Linked DNA regions of Homo sapiens: region 2 is linked to region 1. Evidence: chromatin loops called from intact Hi-C (ENCODE). Cell type or tissue: Caco-2. All regions are shown on one strand. Each heading gives the region's core, and the rest is flanking DNA. Links, peaks and the distances in the headings are about the cores only. Region 1 overlaps ZBTB16 (zinc finger and BTB domain containing 16). Region 2 overlaps ZBTB16 (zinc finger and BTB domain containing 16).

Region 1 (5,371 bases), core at 1-5,000:
CCTTCTGAAGCTGTTCTCCAGTTTGGGATTTAGAAAATTTGTTCAGGAAGAGGGCTTAAAAAATAGAGACATTCTGTAAATGACCTTTCTTTGAAATCCCTTATTCTACTTTGACTACTGCTGTCTATTCCTCTTCCTAAATGAAGCTAGTGGAGGCTTTTTCAAAATCAATTCTATGGAGGTTATTGGGGCAGATATAAGTTAGTCATCTAATCATCCAGTTAGTCCTGAACTGAAACCTGGAATTCATTCTTTTATTTTTATATTCATTTATTCAATTAGTCAACACAAAGTTGCACAATCAATATTAGCTAAATTAGCCAAGTTTAAATCCATGGTAAGGCGAAACTCCCACTTCTTTTCTATTAGAAAGCTGATTTCTTAGTGGCAGTAATGGGTGGTAGGGATAAAAACTCATCCCATGGCTGTCTTAGAACCTTCAGGTGATTCAGTAGAAATAGTGCTGTTTCTATCTCCATGATTTATTTTCGGGAAATAAGTAGAGATACTGGGGTCCAGAATAACTTGATATTCTAGTTGACAATGATTTCTGGAGAACATGTCCCTGAGACTTCGTCCATGTCGGCCACAATGTTGGGGAGCAGTGAATGTCTGTTGAAAGACAGAATAATGGATGAAGTCCAAAGGTAGGAAATTTACAAGCGATGTTACTTTGGGATGACGGGGATGGGAGGGAAACCTGACTGGGGAGGGACCACCGGGCTTCAGTGTATATGAGCAGTTTGCTATCATTTGTTAGACCTTTTGAGCATCTGAAATATTTAAACAGTTTCTTGTTATTCTCCTACTTGGTTGATCTTTATCTTTGCTGCTGAGTTCCAGGCTTAGCTCAATAGAGGGAACAGGGAGATGACTGAAGGCATAGTGTTTGTAAAAAGAGTTTGTTTCAGTTCTTATCAAAAAGTTCTTTCCAGGAACAGAACATACTTTTCATTATATGGGATGGAAATCAGGATGGAAGTAAATATGTTCTCTAGAATGTTCTAGCTCTGAGTTGATTTGCATAGAGGTCCTACAGATCATTCTATGCTATATGTTTTTTCTTTTTTTTTTTTTTTGAGGCAGGGTCTCGCTCTGTCACCCAGGCTAGAGTGCAGTGGTACAATCTTGGCTCACTGCAACCTCTGCCTGCCAGGCTCAAGCGATCCTCCTATGTCAGCCTCCCGAGTAGCTGGGACTGCAAGGTGTGCACTACCATGCCCAGCTAATTTTTGTATATTTTTTGTAGAGACAGGGTTTCGCCATGTTGCCCAGGCTGGTCTCGAACTCCTGAGTTCAAGTGATCCTCCCGCCTCGGCCTCCCAAAGTGCTGGGATTACAGGTGTGAGCCACTGTGCCTGGCCCAGGTCGTTCCATGCTGATGGGCTACAGGGGCACAGAAATAAAGATCTCAGGGCACTCATTATTTTCTTTCTTCCTTTCTTCTTTTGTTAAGAGGGAGGTAGGAGAGGGTTGTGTAAGGATGGAATATTGCTGCAAACCTGTATACTTCTTTAATTTCTCTACCCTCGCCTGAGACACTGGAGCCTTTTACTACCATCTTTGGGAAAGACCTTCTAGAGAAAAGAACCTTTGCTTTTATAGGTGAGCAGGGACGGTGTATGTCCTCCAGCATAGTTTAAAGTGTTTGGTCTGTTGCCTCTCCAGAGATCAAAGGTGAGACAGACTTTTTGTTGGTGTTGTTTTCCTCCCTCCTTCCTCCTTTTTTTTTTTTTTTTTTTTTAAACTCCCTTTCCTTGTTATCTGAACTTCCAAACATCAGCTTTGATGTCTATTGTTGGGACTTCAAGAGGACTCTTAGCACATCGGCAGGTGTTGGTTTTAGTGAGCAGGCGAGAGTCCCACATTCTTCCAAGGAGAGAGATGGGTCCCACCACATTCCTACCCCTAGAGCAGAAGTTCCCGCGCTGTGCCTCTTCTCTGGCTGCTTGCTGAGGACGTCTCCCAGTGGGGTACTGGGTGTACACCAGCTTTCCTTCCCGTCTTTCTGAAGCCTGTCTGAAGGGATCTGTCTTCTTTCAGAGCAGCTGAAGAGAGGTTGTCTAACAGCCACGTATTAAGGTTTCATTAATCAAAGACACTTCCACTGCCCCTTTACAGAAACACAACTGCTGTGGCTGTCCTCCGCTGACGGCCCGCTAATTTGTCTTTCCCAGAGGAGGGGAGGGGAGAAGGACAGAGAGGCAGGCGCTGCCCCTACCCTGCAGTAGGGATCTCCATACTGGCTCCCAGCGAGCATGCGTTCATGTGCTAACTTTAGGGGACTGTGCCCGGGGCTTCACATTTTCGTGCAGAGCCATGGGCAGCTGGCTATACCCCCTCCCCACCCTGTCCATGAAGCAGGGAATCAAAACCACTGGAAGCAATTACTGCAGATAGATAGGTTTAGGTTGTCTTTTATTTGCAAGAAAATTTTCATTTCAAGCTTCAAGGTTTTCACTCCCAGCTTCAAGGTTTGCTGAAATTGGGGGCAGAAAGCTCTAGAAGAAATAAGAATATGGGTACATGTGTTTAAGTATGCTTAATGGACAGCCTCGGCGAAGTGAGGGGTGATGGGGACATTAATAGCTGGGGAGCCACTGACCTGAAATGGTACAGTCTTCCTGTAGTTACTGACGGATGAAATCATGACTTTATGAAATTTTAATCCTTGGGTATAGAGGCACAACTGACTTTATTACTGGACCCCAGGTGTGTGTGTCTGAAATGAGTGTTTTGAATCTAACTGCATATTTGATTACTTTCTAAAATTTAGGCGTTGCTGAACTTCTCCTCATGCTTAGGTTGGAATCTGACCTTCTGTAACCCTCAGCTCAGAAGATGGATATTTGGGCATTTGAAAACCTCTCAGGGCCTCCTAAGTAGGTGATTGAGCATTGCGTCATTGCATCGTCATCTTCTTTTTTTAAAGCTAGGTCCTGTCCACTGGGGAGCAGCTTTGAACTCACTTTATTCAACTCATCAAATATTTACTGAATACCTACTAGATGTGTTTGGCTCTGTTGGAGAAGTAATGGTGAGGCGTAATGCGTTCCTAGCTCTTAATTTGGGGTTAGAACTAGTACACACATGGCTGTAATGAAAGATAGAATAAAACATGTTCCCTAAGACAATTGGTAAATGCAGTGAAAGCTCCAAGCGGGGAATGATCACATCTGACTTATTTATTCAATGAGTGTTTATTGAGTCCTACTGTATACCAGACAATGGAGATACAGAAGTCCAGAAACTTGACCCTCGTCCCCAAGAATCTAATAAGCTGGTAGGGGAGGCAGACACTGAGACATAGCAGCACTTTATAGTAGAATACAAGTGGTAATAAAATGTAGAACAAAGTGTAGAGGAAATGGAGGTGAAGCAGCAATTGACTAGGTTTTGGGAGGGGCTATAGATAAGGCTTTGCTGAGAAGGTGACTTGTAAGCAAGATCTTAAAAGATGAGAGGAAGATCACTGGTTAGACCAGAGGGAAAGGCATTCCAGGTAGAGGTAACAGCACACGCAAAGGCCGGGGGAAGGAGGGAGAGAGAGCTGCAGGCCATTTGGTTTCACCAGAGCTTGAGATGTATAAAGAGGTTGGTAGAGATAGTAGCTGGAGGTATGGTTGTGAGCCTATCATGAAGTCTTGCTTGTGCAGCAGAGAGAGAAGCCGACCTTTTATTCTGTAATTTGGGAGAAGGTGTTGAAAGGTTTTAATCCCGGGAGTGAAATAATAGGAATTATGACTTGGAGCACCCCGAGCACAGCATTGGGGATGGATATGTGGGAGTCAGAGGAACCACCTAGGAGCCCGTCAAGTGGTCTAGGTGAGAGAGAACAAGCAGAGGTAGGGAAGTAGCAAAGGAGGTGGAGAGGGAAGGGCACATTGTAGGGGGAAATGAACAGGTCATGTTGATTGGGGGTGAAGTTTGAGGAAGGAGTTGGTTGAGACTCCTGAGGTTTTGGCTTGGATAACTGGTGGATGGTGGGAATAGAGAAGGAGTTCTGGGTGGAAAACCAAAGTCTCTCTTTTGGACATGGAGTTTGAGGAGGTCTTGGAAAAACTATATAGAGGTAGTCTGCAATATTTGCAGTGGGTCTTGAAGGAAAGATATTTTGATAAGCAGAAGTTGTCAGTATACTAATTCATTTGCATTCATTGAGTTCTGATGATATTTTAGCATGAACAAGAATGAGAAGTATCTTAATTTCCTGGCAGAAAACAGTATTTTTGGAGTCCCTTGAATAATGTAAAGTGTTTTCATCAAAGACCTTCATTCATGTGTGTGCTGACATCTGGAGAGCAGAGATAGATATTTTCCTTAGGTCTGGGTTCGTGAGCTATAAACTCTTCCCTTGCTCCTAATTAATCCTTTGTAGTTACTGACTGACGAAATCATGACTCTGTGAAATTTTAATCCTTGGGTGTAGAGGCACAACTGACTTAATCACAGGACCCCAGGTGTGTGTGTCTGAAATGAGTGTTTTGAATCTAACTGCATATTTGATTACTTTCTAAAATCCACAGGGTCTAGAGAAAACAGATTAGAGGTGTTTTTGATTTTTGTTGCTGTTGTTGAGACAGAGGCTCGCTCTGTTGCCCAGGCTGGAGTGCAGTGGTGCGATCCTGGCTCACCGCAACCTCCACCTCCTGGGTTCAAGTTATTCTCCTGCCTCAGCCTCCCAAGTAGCTGGGACTATAGGCACCTGACACCACACCCAGCAAATTTTTGTATTTTTAGTAGAGACAGGGTTTTACCATGTTGGCCAGACTGGTCTCAAACTCCTGGCCTCAAGTGATCTGCTTGCCTCACCTCCCAAAGTTCTGGGATTACAGGTGTGAGCCACCGTGCCTGGCCCAGGCTAGAGTTTTGGGAAGGATTTGTTTATTTATTTATCTGTTTATCTATTTATTTGTTGGGCAGTCTTGGAAAGGATTTATTTAATTTATTTACCTATCTATCAGTCATCATGAGTAATTCTCAAATATCTATTATGGAATCTTAGCACTTGGGGATCACACAATTTGTTATCTTTCCTGAGGACACTTAGGCCTGGGGAGATGAAGTGACTGGAACCAGGGCTTTCTGCTTCATATTGCATTTCTACTCTCACCCCTAGGAGAACAGGTAAAAGATAATTTGTGTTGAGTGAGGGGTTATGAAGAGACAAATGTTTTTAATAAAAGGAGGGTTGCGTCTCTGTGATGAGACAGAGTGTTCTGGCTTTCATGGTTTTCCCTGTCTGAAAGTAACAAGCTCTAGATTACAACAGTGAGGAATGGAGGATGCACAGATGGCTCAGACAGTGACTTGGAGTTCAGGTTGACATTTCAGGTTGACTTTTGTTACAAAGAATTTAGAGGGGGCCAGG
Region 2 (5,371 bases), core at 238-5,237, 94 kb after region 1:
TGTAGTGCAGTGGCAAGATCTCAGCTCACTGCAACCTCCGCCTCCTGGGTTCAAGCGATTCTCCTGCCTCGGCCTCCTGAGTAGCTGGGATTACAGGCATGCGACACCACACCCAGATAATTTTTGTATTTTTAGTAGAGACAGGGTTTCACTATGTTGACCAGGCTGGTCTCGAACTCCTGACCTCAAGTGATCCTCCTGCCTTGGCCTCCCAAAGTGCTGGGATTACAGGCGTGTGCCACCATGCCCAGCTAATTTTTGTATTTTTATTAGAGATGGAGTTTCACTCTGTTGGCCCGGCTTGTCCCGAACTCCTGACCTCAGGTGATCCACCCACTTCGGCCTCCCAAAGTGTTGGGATTACGGGTGTGAACCACCACGCCTGGCCTTGCCTGCCTGGTATTAATAGAGTCTTCTCAGCTCATTTGTCTTCTCTATGACACCCTTTTCACAGTTGACCCTCCTTCTGGTCTCCAGCACCATAGATGTACACCACTTGCCCTTAGCTATCTTGCCACTGCACGAGTTAGGGTGAAGATTGAACCACCTTGGGGACTTGGGCCTTTCTACTGTGTTAGTTCAAATAATCATTCAATAAATGCTTATTGCATGATTAATCAAAAACAGAAAAGGGAGCTTCCTGATTAGAAGCAGGAATGAAGAATCTGTTCTTGTCTGGCTTCAGATTTTTGCTCTTCACTTGCCAGGTGAAGGACCTTGGAAGAGTCACTCATCCTTTGCAAGTCTCAGATTCCTTGTCTGAAAAATTAGGACACCATACCTGCCCTTTATACCTCAAAAAGGGATGTGAGGACCAAAATGGTCTTAGAACAGGGTAGGGTCTTTGCAAGCAGTAAAGCATGATTCAGATGTAAGGTGATGTCATTGTGATGTTTCCTCTTGCTGTGGTTTCCTGTCATGGGCTCTGGCTTCAGGGTGCCCTGCAATGCCAATGCACCCCAGTCTGTGCCCTCTGCACAGCCTCCCATCCCAGCTTTTCTGGGCCCTTTTCTTCCGTTGGCTTCTTTTATCTTGCACCTACCTTGCTTTCTCCCTGCACGTACCACCACCACAAATGCTGTACAAGAGCAAGTTAACCACTATTGTTTGGAATGATAGAGAAAATAATGAGGGAAACAGACTGGTCCATTCAGTGATTAAGTATTCAGTAATTAAGTATTCAGTGTTAGGTGGTGGGCAGAAGTTAGGAAGAAAGGTATCTTAAGGTTTTTGATTCGGCGTCATCCGAATGGGTCAATGAGACAGATTCCACAGGCAAACCATTCCAGATCCATAACCTCTAGAGTAGAAAGTTTCAGAAGGAAGAGATTCCCCAAACTGTGTAATTCCCTTGTAAATCTCATTCATTCAATGGGATTTGAGAACCAACCACTTGTGCAGGTGCCCGCATCCGAAGATAACTTGCCCCCAGGAGACAGCAGATAAGAAGAGGGCAGAGACAAAGGAGGTCTTTTTGCGACTTGCATCATGGATGCAGAAAAGGTGGATAACCCAACTCTGGTGGGGTGAGTGGGCAGGGAAGGTTTGGAAGCAGGAGGAGGAGACACTCAAAGCTGCTTTGGGGTGCACTTATTTTGTGTGCTGGAGAAGGATTTGCTGGCCATTTCTTGTGAAATAAACTTTTTTGTGTATGCATGTGTATGTAGGCTGTTACTAATCCCGTTCCTTTCTTGATCTACTGTTTTTCAGGTTAATGGTGTCTGGGATTTGTGGAGGGAGGAAGGATATAAAAGGGCAAAAACAGGAGACCCCGGTGCCTGGATTCAGAGCCTTCACATTCCGGAGATCCCCAGAGGCCCCTCTCCCCAGACCCTTCAGCTCCAGAAAGCCATTGTGCTCCCTCCTGGCCTCTGACCCTGAGGCTCTGGGAAGCAGCAGGTTGTTGACACTTGGACAATCATTTCTTGCAAGGCAACTGCCTCCCTGGGGGGCTCTCCTCTGCCTTAGGGTGGTGACTATTCCCCCAACCAGGGTTAAGGAAGAGAAAAATTAACTGTTGGTCAGAGCAGGAGGCAAGGATAGAGAATCCTCAATTTCAGGCCCCCAGGCATGTTCACCCCTCTCTCACTTGCCACTTCAGGAGTACACCACAGCCCAGGGATAAGCTTTAGGAAAATGGGTTCGAGAGAGGCATTTCTGATCAGAGTTCCTTCTGGCATCCTGCTGTGGGTCTCATGTTTGTTGAGGGGACCCCATATTTCTTCATGAAGGATATCTGTATGTCTGCTACAGTCTCAGGAATGCAGCCACAGGAACAAAGAAATTTCTAGCCCTGGTGCTGCTACTTATTAGGAGCAAGACTTCAGACAAGTTGCTTGTCCTTTCAGAAGCTTGGTTTCCTCATTGGTAGAAGAGGGTCAAAAAGCCACTTGCCCGGTGAGCCTGCTGAGAAGAGCAGATGAAGGAGGTGTACTCTGCACTCTGTGAAACATTGCAAATGTGCGGGTTGATCATTAATGTTTTCTCTTACAGCCAAAGCTAGTGTGTGTGTGTGTGTGTGTGTGTGTGTGTGCGTGCGCGCGCGTGCACAGTTTGTGAGTGTCGGGTTCCCAAGCATTTACTCTCCTCTCTCCTTTCTAGGACATTTCAGGAAGCATTATTCAAAAGCCGGTGGGGTGGGACAGAGGGACTATTAAAATTTTTAAGAATCACCTTGCATTTCTTTCACTTTGGTCTTAATAATAAATAACTCTAACCCTGCAGCCAGGAGCTGGGATGTTCTGTCCAAATTAGCACAAATCTCTGTCTGCAACAGCCGAGCATCCCCGTTCAGTGGGCGGGATCAGTACCATTTCCCCAGCAATGAGAAAAAGCCCTCTTGCTAAGCTACAGAAAAATCTCCCTTGTGCTTTAATTTTGGAAGAAGCGGATTAGTGTGGCCATATTTAACCTTTGACCCTGAAACAAAAGCATTATCAAAATTATTTACCAAGAGCGTCTGTCTTCTTCTCCTCACCCCCACTTCCCTGTTTGCCGGGGCTAGTTTAGAATCTTGGTAAACTTCCCAGAGCAAGAGCAAAATTTTGGAAGGCCATCATTACCTTAGAGACATCCCAGGCCTGGTGTTCACTGCCAGGGCTCTTGGGGTCTAAGGTGGGTTAAAGGACAGAGATGAGAATCTTATACCACAGTGGGGTTCAAAATTTGTGAGTTGGATGTAAAAACTCTTTCTCCTCTGAAACTAGCCTAGTTTCTGGCTGTCTTGGAGATTTAACTATTCAGATGATATGTTGATTTTTTTTTTGTTTTGTTTTAAAGATGGAGTCTCACTCTGTCGCCAGGCTGGAGTGCAGTGTCTTGATCTCGGCTCACTGCAACCTCCGCCTCCTGGGTTCAAGCGATTCTCCTGCCTCAGCCTCCCGAGTAGCTGGGATTATTACAGGTGTGCACCACCACCCCTAGCTAATTTTTCTATTTTTAGTAGAGACAGTGGTTTCACCATTTTGGCCAGGCTGGTCTCAAACTCCTGACCTCAGTTCATCCACCCTCCTTGGCCTCCCAGAGTGCTGGGATTACAGGCATGAGCCAAGTGAGTGACCTAAAAGTGCAGATTGATTTCTACCTTCTTCTCCTTCCAGGCAGAAATCCATAGACTTGGTGGTGTGGGGTGGAGGTATATCTAGACCTGAGCCATTTCTGTGGGTTTAAATCTCATCTTCCCTGTCATTAACTGTCACTGTGGCCTTGGACAAATTATTTGAACTCTGAGCCCCCCACCTACCTTCCTTATCTGTAAAATGGGCATAGCAATAATAGTGCCCGCCTCCTAGAGTTATTTTTGAGGATAGATAACAGGATACACATGAAGTGCTTACTGTGGGGTTTGGTGCTTACTAAGTGTTGAGCCAGTGCTAACTACTGTTACCACAGTTGTTACCATTGTCATCAGTATCATCCTTATTGATTCTTCGTCACTTCCCCAGGTCCTGGTTGGCTCCCTTCCCCCTCCCCCGCATTGGGGTGTTATTGGCGACCCGCCCCATTTCCTGCTTGTCCTCTGCCCTCACCTTCTTTGCAGTGATTTTCAGAGTCCCCGTTTGCGTTCGCAGTGGGGAGTTTGACTTCATTTCATACCAGGAAGGCCAGCTTGCAGTGGGGGATTGGGAGGGCAGAGCGCTTTATAAGCTCGCGATGAAAGCTGTAAAACGAGATGGTCAAGGATCTGGCCAGGCCTGGTTCGGGATTATGGCCGGCCCCTGGAATGCTGAGGGGGGCCTCTTTTAAGAAGCCAGTGTCTATTTACAGTGTATCTCTCATAAACCCCAACGCTGGGGCGAGGGCAGGGGGACTCGCCCTCCTGGCATGTGATTGATTATCTGGTATTTATGCCATTGAGGACTTGTCAGCGGTCTGGGGTCAAAGGGTCATCTCATGTGTCTTGCCGCCAGCCCACCTCCTTTTGTACAGTGTGGACCGGGCGAGCTGTGCACAAAACAGCTTTTTCTTTTCCTTGGGAAAGGGGGGATGGGGAGGGGGGAGTGTCAATGAAATTTTTTTTTCAGCCTTTTCTGAATAGTGTTCTTTAAATTCTAAAGAACTTTTAATTAAAAGTCGCAGGAAAATTCATCTTGAGAAGGTTTAACTTACCTTAACAGATACTTTTGTGTCCCAAGAAGCTGGGAGTGACTTTGAAAGAAAGAAAGAAAGAAAGTAAGGGGCTTTGTTGTGCCTCTCCCCCTCCCCCAGGCATTTTCAAAGTTTCCTGGAGTTCTTGTCCACTCCTGTCTGGTGTGGACCCTGCTTGGGAAAGCAGGAAGGGAAGAGGTCATTCTTCTCCTTTAACATAGCCACACAAATTTAGAAAGGGACTTGGGGATTCTCTGCTCCAATTTTCTCCTGTTATAGATGAAGAAACTGAGCCTTGACAGGTGAAAAGACTTCGCTATAGAGTCACACAGCTACACAGTTGCGGAGTCAGGCACTGGGCTCTGATTCTCTGTATTTCCTAGTGCTCCTTTGAGCATGCCAGGTTGCTTCCCGAAGCTGCTTTGGATGCCAAGTGAAGATAAATGTAATGATACCTTTGCTGTCGTTCAGTCCTGGATGTTTGAGACTTGGGAACCACCCTTAAATTCCTTGGGCTGGAAGCATCCCTGAGGGACCACCTGGCTTATCCCCCCATCCCCCATCGCCTGCCTCGGAGCAGGCAGTCCGTGCTCACGTGTGCCGGAGGAATTGCTGTGGGTCCCTTTTCTAAAAATCTGCAGAGGAAGTCTCTATGTTTTCTGCTTGGTAGAAAATGCCGGCACCCCTCCCTCAACCTTCATCACTGGATGGTCTGGACATCCTTCTGAACAGCTGACTTTGTTTCTTCCTTCTGTGGCTCAGGAGTGGCCCACCCATGGAAGCT

The links. Peaks named below come from ENCODE experiments on the same cell type or tissue, not always from the same donor. Only the 100,000 strongest peaks of a DNase experiment are listed, where the experiment ranks them.
Region 2: a loop joins it to region 1, with 2.1 times the contacts of the local background. A loop is called at or near these places in 1 of 110 quality-filtered maps.

The regions. Positions count from the first base shown.
Region 1 is chr11:114,113,619-114,118,989 of GRCh38, forward strand. The region is part of intron 2 of ZBTB16 (zinc finger and BTB domain containing 16); the gene reads left to right. Among named protein-coding and RNA genes, the nearest start is that of ZBTB16, 57 kb to the left of the region's middle. In Caco-2, for the core only: no CTCF peak of the experiment used is centred there; DNase peaks (open chromatin) are centred at 1,883, 2,908 and 3,525.
Region 2 is chr11:114,207,661-114,213,031 of GRCh38, forward strand. All of the region lies in intron 4 of ZBTB16 (zinc finger and BTB domain containing 16), which reads left to right. Among named protein-coding and RNA genes, the nearest start is that of NNMT, 86 kb to the right of the region's middle. RefSeq lists enhancers at 4,856-5,356, 5,357-5,371. In Caco-2, for the core only: no CTCF peak of the experiment used is centred there; DNase peaks (open chromatin) are centred at 1,893, 2,451 and 4,261; H3K4me3 peaks cover 266 bases.